3 separate regions of the Homo sapiens genome follow, and all the other regions are linked to region 1. A link is a contact called in ENCODE Hi-C or POLR2A ChIA-PET data. All regions are on one chromosome and are shown on one strand. The core of a region is the stretch at or near the end of the contact, and the rest is flanking DNA. Distances in the headings are between cores, read along the strand shown.

Region 1 (2,906 bases), core at 127-2,626:
ACGTTTTATTATCTTTTCCCTGAATGGGTACTCGTGTAAAATGAGTTTTCTTAGTAGATTCCTAGAGATCCTTAAGGAAGGTCTCTTCCTGAAGAATCCAGGTGTGTAAACCACATATTGCCAGAAGGGGGCGCGCGCCACCCACCATTAAACTTCACTCCTGGTCCTCAGAGGACTTTGAGCTGCTTCAAGGGCGGCCCCTCAGCTGAATAGGGGAAGAGGGGAGGTTGATCTTTCCTGGGTAGGAACGTTCGGGGTTAGAGATGCCTCCCCCTAGTGGAAGATTTGGATGGCTCCAAAGAGCAGGGCAGGACCAAAGCTGCCCCAGGCTGCCGGGGAGGCCTGTGAGTGCCGACTGCTCCTCAGGCGTCCGCTCCAAATCCTCTCTTCCTCTCCACCTGAAATTCCCCTTTAGAGTCACTATTTTGGCTTAGAGGACAAAATCACACGTGTTGCTTCTAGAGGACTCCTGTTAGCACACCTAAGTTACCTGAGAAGCGATTCAGGGACCCTCAACATGGCTGCACATGAAAGTCACCAGGAGCTTTAAAAACTGGGGCCCAAGCTGCGTCCCAAACCAAGCAAATCAGAATCCTTGGGGATGGGACCCACGCATTAGCGTTCAACACCTCTCTGGGGGCTTCTGGTGTGCAGCCCGGGCTGTGCGCCCTGGGGTAGGAGCTTGCTGATGCCCTCCCGTGAGTCCAGGTGGTGAGCTGATCTAGTTAGTGAGTTCACCTGGGAGGGCATCGGCTACGATGATGTTTAAACTTTAGTGCATATAAAGCTCACCTGGCAGGGGGAGCGGGGAGAGTTTTCTGGTGCCCTAGCTTTCCTCGTGCCCAGAGGCCACTTCCGGAAGCCCGCAGTCTTGATGAGATGGAAGCAGAGAGAGAGAACGAGAAGGATCCAGCGAGAACCCCGCCTGCTCCGTAAGACGATCAGAGGTCATGAATAATGGAGAGAAACGGGGGCCTTTGAGTCCTGGGAGCCTGGCTGATTCCGGGGCCCCGCCTTCCTCAGGAGGGTCCCGTGTGGGCTGTAAGGCTTGGGAGATCTCCTGGGTGAGGAGCCCTCACCTGTCCCTGGGGTGGCCTGGAGGGATCCCAGGTGACCCCCTGGCTGTGAGGCCAGGTGGGAAATGGACTTCAAGGGCTCCGTGTCACCTGATTCTCCATAGGGAGGAGAGAGGGCTGGTGGGGAGGGGAGAGAGGAAGGAAGTCAGCCTGCCCTCAGCGCCATGAATAAGTGATGAGGCCCAAAGAGAAGCCCCGGGGCAGGTACAGAGGAGGAGGAGGTGGCTCACCAGAGGGTGGTGGGAGGGGACAGGGACAGGAGGTTCAGAGATAAGGCACTGAGGTTCAGCTCAGGAGCCAGAGAAGGCAGAGGGAACAGCACCTTGGGCACGGGGAAGCCAAGAAAACGGGGCACTCTGGCCCACCCAGGCCTGAGCTATAGGAGGGCCGTGGGCGCCAGAGCTCAGGGAGGAGGTCTCAGGTTCCCGCAGGTGTGAGGAGGCGGCACAGTGAGCCTGCGAGCGCTGGGAGAAGGCAGCCGACAGAATGATGCCCCAGAAGAAAAGGCGGAGGAAGAAGGACATCGACTTCCTGGCCCTGTACGAAGCGGAGCTGCTGAACTACGCCTCGGAGGACGACGAGGGGGAGCTGGAACACGAGTACTACAAGGCCAGAGGTGCGGGGTCCCAGCCTGCGGGGGGCGGGTGGTGCAGCTGGCTGCGGTGGGCAGGGGTCTGTTCCTGTCTATGGGGAGTCATTCTAAGATTTCGGAGCAAGCCCTTCCTCACTGATTATCCCATGTGTCTGTTCCATATCCCCTCGGAGTAAGAAGGCAGGCATTATGCAGGGATGGTGGGGTCCCTGTTGTACAGACAGGTGGAGCAACTTGCCTTTAGCCCCCGATTCTCAGTGGAACAGAATAGACTAGAGCCACAGTGCCCCCATGGCCCCATGTTCTCCAGCTCCTGAACATCCCCAAAGCCACGTTCCAGTCTGGTCCCCGAGTAGGTGGTCTGCATCAGGCAGAGCGCCCTGAACTGCTGGGGTCATGAAAGGATGTCTTGGGGAGGAAGCCTGACAGCTCATCCTATGCCCACTGTGGTTGATGGAGACAGGGAGCCTGGGGCTTTGCAAGGAGATGTCCATCCCATATGTCGAAGGCGGCCGGTGCTCTGGACCCCAGGGCCTTGTCCTTCTAGTCTCATCTTTCCCTGGGCCACATGAGACCTGCTTGAAATTGCTCTAACTCCTTGCCAGGTAAACCAAAGAAGTGAACTGTGACCCTAGAGCTGGTTTTGGCCAGCAGAGTTTAAGTTGTTTTTTTCCTTTCCAGCGTTTTGAAATCCTTTTTTCTGTGAATGCCAATAGGCTGTGGACGTCCAGCTTATCACAGTCTCCACCACTCCCTGTCATCTCATACTAGGTCTGGTTTACTCATCAGTGCTGCCTGCCTAGTCTCTGAAGCCATTTAAATTCTCAATGCTGACTCCAAAGTGGCTCACCAGTCCCCGTAAGCGCCATAGTCATCCATGCATTCACTCATTCATTCATTCAGCAAGTATTTATTGAATGTGTGCTCTGTGCCTGCCCATGGCCTTGTTTGTCTTCCCCTTTCTCCCTCTTCCTGTCCTCACTCTGAAAGCCCAGTTCTGATCCCATCTCTTCCATGAAGCCCTCCTTGATTCCAGTCCACCATGAGTTCCCTGATTACATCCAATTCATAATTGTTCCATTGTTTCCTGCAAAGCTTGTCCAGCTGTGTCCGGCTTGCAGCCACAGTCACCCTAAACTCCGTGAGGGTGGGGCCTTGCTGTACTTGTCTTTAGTCCTCATCATTCAGCCCCTGCACAGTCCTGGGCTTAGAGGAGGTAGTCTCAGCTGAGATCAGGA
Region 2 (2,906 bases), core at 258-2,757, 690 kb after region 1:
CACACACACCAGGACATACAAAGTACATGTATATTCTGAGTAGCTTAATAATTTTTGTTGTTGAGGATTTGGGAACAAAATACACGAAATTGTATTATATACTCAATTAAAATATCATCACAAACAAGCAAACTGCATCTCTGAAGTCTTTTCCATTTTTCATGCCATATTGCTGGATTTTTTATTCTAGGGTATGCTACAGGTGGGTGGATGGTCTTTTTCCTCCCTCCCATACACTCCATTTCCTTTTCTTCTTTTTCTTTTCTTTTCTTTTTTTTGAGATGGGAGTTTCGCTCTTGTTGCCCAGGCTGGAGGGCAATGGTGCGATCTCGGCTCACTGCAACCTCCGCCTCCCAGGTTCAATTCTCCTGCCTCAGCCTCCCGAGTAGCTGGAATTACAGGCGTCCACCACCATGCCCGGCGACTTTTTTGTATTTTTAGTAGAGTTGGGGTTTCACCATGTTGCCCAGGCTGGTCTTGAACTCCTGACCTCAGGTGATCCACCCGCCTCGGCCTCCCAGAGTGCTGGGATTACAGGCGTGAGCCACTGCGCCTGGCCCACTCCATTTCAACGATCTTACCCCACCGCCAGACAAAACTCATACTCATTTGTGTGATTCACGAAATATTTATTTAGTATCTACTATGTGCTACTACGTGCAGTGTTCTAAAGACCCTTGGATACATCAGGCAACAAAATTAAGAACCCTGCCTTTGAGGATCTTACATTCTGGGAGGATTGACAGACACTAACAATAAGGATACAAGCAAATCACAGAAATCCTAGAGCTGGGAAGGGAAGATGTGGACAAGTTTTTCACATCTGGAAATTTCAAATGAAGCACACTGTAAAATGTATACTAAGAATACTTTTACGGATCTTATTTATCTTGTTACCTGTTTGCCTGTCCTTTTAGGAGCACATGTCTTTTTTCCAGTCTGGGAATTTGTACAGTAATGATAATTAATAACTACCATGTACCGACATGCCTGCCGCTACCAGGCACCTTTCTGGGAGAGCCCATTAAATTCTCATGACATCCGAAAAGGCAGGTGTGATCATTCCCCTTTACAAAAGAGGACGCCGAAGTGCACACCCCGATGGGCGTCAGGGTTTCTTCCTTGCGCGCAGTGCGGATTTAGGCTAACCGACTGGATCTGGTTTATCTGAAGATGAAAAAAAAGAATGGCAAACCCACTTTCCGGATTTCTTCAAGCCGACGCGGGTGAGGTGTGCGAGCGCGCCCGGGATCCGCACTGAGTGAGGTTCCGCAGAGCCGGGAGACGGAGGAGGTGGGTCAGCCTGGGTCGCTGCCCTTGTCCAGCGCAACCCAAGACACCTGCGCGCCGGGTGGAGCCAGGGCTAGGGGTGGGGCCTGGGCTCCGGGAAGGGGGCGGGCCTGCCTTCCTCCAGTGCAAATGCGTCCTGGAGTGGTTTGTCCTACGTTGCGGCCCGTAGAGGCGCCGACTCACCGCCTCTTCTCCGGGAGTGGCGGAGATTCGATCATGTGACAGTCCGGAGGCCAGAACCGGGCAGGTTGCTTGAAGCGCAGGGGTTTGACAAAAACAAACGGTGACGGCGCCGCGGAAGGGTCTATGGCCGAGGCGGTGAAGCCCCAGCGCCGGGCCAAGGCCAAGGCCAGCCGGACTAAAACAAAGGTGAGGATCTCCCCCACCCTCCCGAGGCTCTGGCAGTGTGCTGTGTCTCCTTGCTCCTCTCTTCGGCCTCCCCAGCCAATTCTACTCCCGTTCCCTGAGCCCTCTGCATCTTCCGCCTCCACCTTCCAATATTTGATCCCACCACCCGTTGACACCGGCCCTTCTCCTCCATTCCTTCTCCATATCCCCCTGCCACACTCTGTCAGGACCCCATTTTTCCTTCTCCCTCCTGTGACTTCACTGGCCTCTTCCTTTTCTGCTCTCTTGGCTTTCCTCACCTGGGTCTGGTTTCCTGCCGTGAAATAATTTTTCTCTTTCCAGCCCCATCGTTGACTCTCTCTTTACTCTTTTATATCCTAGAACATTTTTAGTCCCTGCCATGCATAAAGAGGGAATGTTCCCCTCCTCCACGCGGAGAAGGTACCTTTGGCAGAACTTTATAAGTAGACTAGTGCTGTGCCATTTCTGATCACTTTGAAAGTTCAAGATGATAGTAGTGCTGCCTCTGTTTATTTCTTATTGTCTTGATTGTTTATAAGGGGCATGAATGGCTAGAAATTAACCCAGGGCGGGACTCACACAGTAGGGAAGTGTTTGAATTTTCTGAGTTTCCTGTATTAGACTACATGTGGTATTAGAGTGATTTTAAGTTGATTTGTTTATAAGTGCAGTCTGGATTTTCATTTTATTATAGTACATATATACACATATATACATATGTACACATATATACATATATACGTACATATATACATATGTGTGTGTGTATATATATGTATATGTATTTTTTTTTTTTTTTTTGAGACAGAGTCTTGCTCTGTCGCCCAGGCCGGAGTGCAGTGGCGCGATCTCGGCTCACTGCAAGCTCCGCCTCCCAGGTTCACGCCATTCTCCTGCCTCAGCCTCCCTCCCGAGTAGCTGGGACTACAGGCGCCTGCCACCACGCCCGGCTAATTTTTTGTATTTTTAGTAGAGACGGGGTTTCACCGTGTTAGCCAGGATGGTCTCGATCTCCTGACCTCGTGATCCGCCCGCCTCGGCCTCCCAAAGTGCTGAGATTACAGGCGTGAGCCACCGCGCCCAGCCTATGTTTTGTTTTGTTTTTGTTTTTGTTTTGATATGGAGTCTCGCTCTGTCGTCCAGGCTGGAGTGCAATCTCGGCGGAGTGCAATCTCGGCTCACCGCAACCTCCGCCTCCCGGGTTCAAGCGACTCTCCTGCCTCAGCCTCCCGAGTAACTGGGATTAC
Region 3 (2,906 bases), core at 171-2,670, 580 kb after region 1:
TAAGCCTAGCTTCCTAGTGCCTACCACGTCCTCTGCTGCCCCTTGATGGTTCTGCCAGGCTTCTCTGCCTTCCTTCTAATCTCACTGCTTTCAAAGGATATGAGCAAGTACGTAAATGGATGCATCCCTTGGAGATGCTTGGTGGCTGGAGGCCACCTCTCCATCTTTGCAGTTGTGGATGACTTTATTGGTGGGAGTTCATCTGAGTGGGGCTGGCTGCAGTTTTATGGAGCAGAACTTGTTCCAGGTGCTTCACATAATTCTAGCAATTGCCCTTTCACTGTGTCTGGGTGTAGCTAGAACCTGCTCCAGGGGTGAGTGCTTGCTTCTCCAGGCTGGGCTGGTGCCAGTCTTGGCAACCTTGACCTTTATCCTCCCCACTTTGAGCACCTATTCCTCTGCCCAGGATGGATCTGCCCCAGGAAGGATGTCTGTCTTTGCATCTATTTAGAAGGGCAGAGCTCTAACCTTGAGCTCTTCATCCCTTAAATAAACTGTGATCTTGGGCAAGCCATTCAACCCCTCTGGGCCTCAGGTTGGGCTTCGGGCCTGTCGCACCAGGCAGTACTTTGTCATAAGCCCTGCATTACTATTAAAAGTCATGGCAAAAACCGCAATTACTTTTGTACCAATCTACTACAATGCAGAGAGGGGTCTGACCTGCCCTGGGGTTTTATTTGTGAGGGTGGAAGAGTGGAGGGAGAAGAAGGAATCTTGGGCCCCTCTTGCTGGGGTGGAATGGGCAGGGAAGGGTCTTGCCTTTTGAGAATGGAAAGGGAGTCAGAGAGCGGCTGAGCTCCTGGAAGCCCTGTTAGGACACCACCAAGTGACTAGAGTCAAGGGGAAACAGCAGAGATGACCTCTCCATGACATTTTAGACTAAAACGTGACCCCATTCATTAAAAACACCTGCAACAACAAAAAGTAAAATAAAAAATGAACCGTCCCCCAGGGCCTGATCTGCAGCAGGTGCCGGTGGGGCCCGCCGTGAAGCCAAGGCGTCTGCGGGAGTTGTCGGCCCCAGGCCTTCTGTAGCTTAAACCGGGTCCTCGCGACCATCTGATCAGATCCCGTCTATCACCCCGCAGAGCCTGGATTTCGTGCTGTCCAGGGGGCCTTGTGGGCAGGAACCCAAGCCAGGACCAGTTATTTCCAATACCCAAAGACTTCCAGAAGGAGGCAGCTAGCTTCGGGCTGATATATTGATCGTGGCCCGACGCTGTGGGGCTTTAAATGGGCCTGGGTCCGGGTGCGGGCTGCAGCCCCTGGCCGGGTGAGCGCCGAGGGTCCCGCCCAGGTCTCGCGCAGGGAGCGCAGAGCGCCGACGGCGGCCGTCGCAATCGGGAGTGGTTTAGGACCCGGGGGCGGCTTCCCTGCGCGAGTGTGGAACGCAGAAGTTGAGTCTGCGGAGCCGCGGGCAGTGGCAGTCAGGCCTCCCCGCTCTGTGCTACCTGCGGCCCGGCTCTCCTCCGCGCCCCCACTCGCGCTGCGATGACGCGCTCACTGTTCAAGGGAAACTTTTGGGTAAGTCGTGGGGCCGACAGCGGATCGCGGGGCTCAGGACCCGGCCCGGGCGGGAGGCCAACGCGGCGGGCGTGGGGGGCTCCCCAGCTCCGGCGCCACTCGGTGACCGCGCGCCCGGGGGCTTGGCGGAGCTCGCGCGTGAAGGGATCGGGGCCCCAGCCCCACTGCTCGAGGGGCAGACTTGGAGCGGACGCCGGGCTGCTGTTCCCTCTCTGTCCCCCGCTACCCACCGCGTGCCCGCGAGTCCCGGGGGCTCGGACTCCAGGGCCCACCCTCTGCCGCCCGCGCCCCCAGCAGCGCGTGCTCCTGAGGACGCAGAGAGCCGAGACACCTTAGAGTCAGGACATCAACCCCTCCTCTCACAGGCGAAGCAGAGACCCTTAGGGAGGCGAGACCCGTCCGGGGAGAGTCTCTGCCGGTCCCTGGAGCTGAGCCGTGAGAGGATCTGGGGGGATCTGGTGTGGGGGCTTGTGAGCTTTACCGGGTTGACAGCAGCAGCTGCCCCCCGGGATCGTCCTTTCCAGGAAACGTACAGCATAGAGGGCTTCCCTTTGCTGGAGCTTTCCCTGTTCTACAGCCTTGTTTCCCGAGCCCCCTCCCCAGGCCATTGCCCCAGCCCTTCCGTCCAGGCCCCATAGCGGGGCTGATGGTGTGGGAGACCCTATAAGCTGGAGGGGGTACCCCACCCAGCCCGGTAGGGCCAGCCCAGCCTGGAGGGAGCAGGTCTGCCTGTCCCCCTCCTCTGTCTAGTCCTCTTCCCTCTGTCCTCTCACTCCCCAGGTGCCCCTCAAGGTCCATGCCCCCTCATTCAGAGGAGCTGTCCTCATCCCTTTAAGACAGGAGCAGGAGGCTGCAAACCTCAAAGTTGACCGCAGCTGCCAAGGGGCCCTGACTCCTTACTGGGGCTCCTGCTTGCCTCCCCCCACCACCCACCCAGGTAGCTTCACAGCTGCCTAGATGGTCCCTCTACCCCACGTGGGCTGCAGGGTAGAGAAACCTGGCTGGGGACCTCAGGGACACAGTTGAGACTGTGCCTGTGAGTCCCTTCACTGGAGTTTGTGAGGTCCTTCTGGGGCACTACTCACCCTAGGGTGCAGGGTGGTGGCAGCCTCACAGAGGAACCAAGGGCACCACAGATGGCTCTCACGGGAGGCTTGCGAGTTTTTCAGGTAGAATGGAGGACTGGGGGATCCCATGGCAGGCACTGTGGGAAAAAGGCTCTGTATAATACAAACTGGAGAATGAGATGTGGGCCCCAGAAATAAGGAAGTCAGCAGAGGAACTGGTTCGTGGAGACATAAGGAGAAGGAGGCAGACGTGATACTAACAGTATTTAGTTCAGGCACAGTGGCTCATGCCTGTGATCCCAGCACGTTGGGAGG

What was found. A loop is a pair of places that touch in the nucleus more often than their neighbours do. ChIA-PET counts read pairs that join two places held with the same protein, here RNA polymerase II (POLR2A). Pooled maps may share reads with other maps.
Region 2: a pooled map shows a loop between it and region 1 (8-fold over the local background). The contact joins the promoter of EPG5 here to the promoter of LOXHD1 in region 1. A Hi-C loop is called at or near these places in 1 of 168 maps with a recorded cell type or tissue (PC-9) and 7 of 50 pooled maps. POLR2A ChIA-PET finds 5 or more read pairs at or near these places in 1 of 52 experiments (activated T-cell).
Region 3: a loop to region 1 is called in a pooled map, with 5 times the contacts of the local background. The contact joins the promoter of PSTPIP2 here to the promoter of LOXHD1 in region 1. A Hi-C loop is called at or near these places in 4 of 50 pooled maps.

What each region holds. Positions count from the first base shown.
Region 1 is chr18:46,655,690-46,658,595 of GRCh38, reverse strand. It overlaps LOXHD1 (lipoxygenase homology PLAT domains 1), which reads left to right and starts at 1,376. Exons shown (of 41, transcript NM_001384474.1): 1 at 1,376-1,692. The coding sequence starts at 1,563. RefSeq lists enhancers at 319-368, 179-1,128.
Region 2 is chr18:45,965,930-45,968,835 of GRCh38, reverse strand. It overlaps EPG5 (ectopic P-granules 5 autophagy tethering factor), which reads left to right and starts at 1,507. Exons shown (of 44, transcript NM_020964.3): 1 at 1,507-1,659. The coding sequence starts at 1,597. RefSeq lists an enhancer at 1,247-1,748.
Region 3 is chr18:46,070,774-46,073,679 of GRCh38, reverse strand. PSTPIP2 (proline-serine-threonine phosphatase interacting protein 2) reads left to right here and starts at 1,420. Exons shown (of 15, transcript NM_024430.4): 1 at 1,420-1,524. The coding sequence starts at 1,492. RefSeq lists silencers at 1,125-1,284, 1,415-1,464, 1,505-1,884 and enhancers at 1,014-1,515, 2,735-2,794, 2,835-2,906.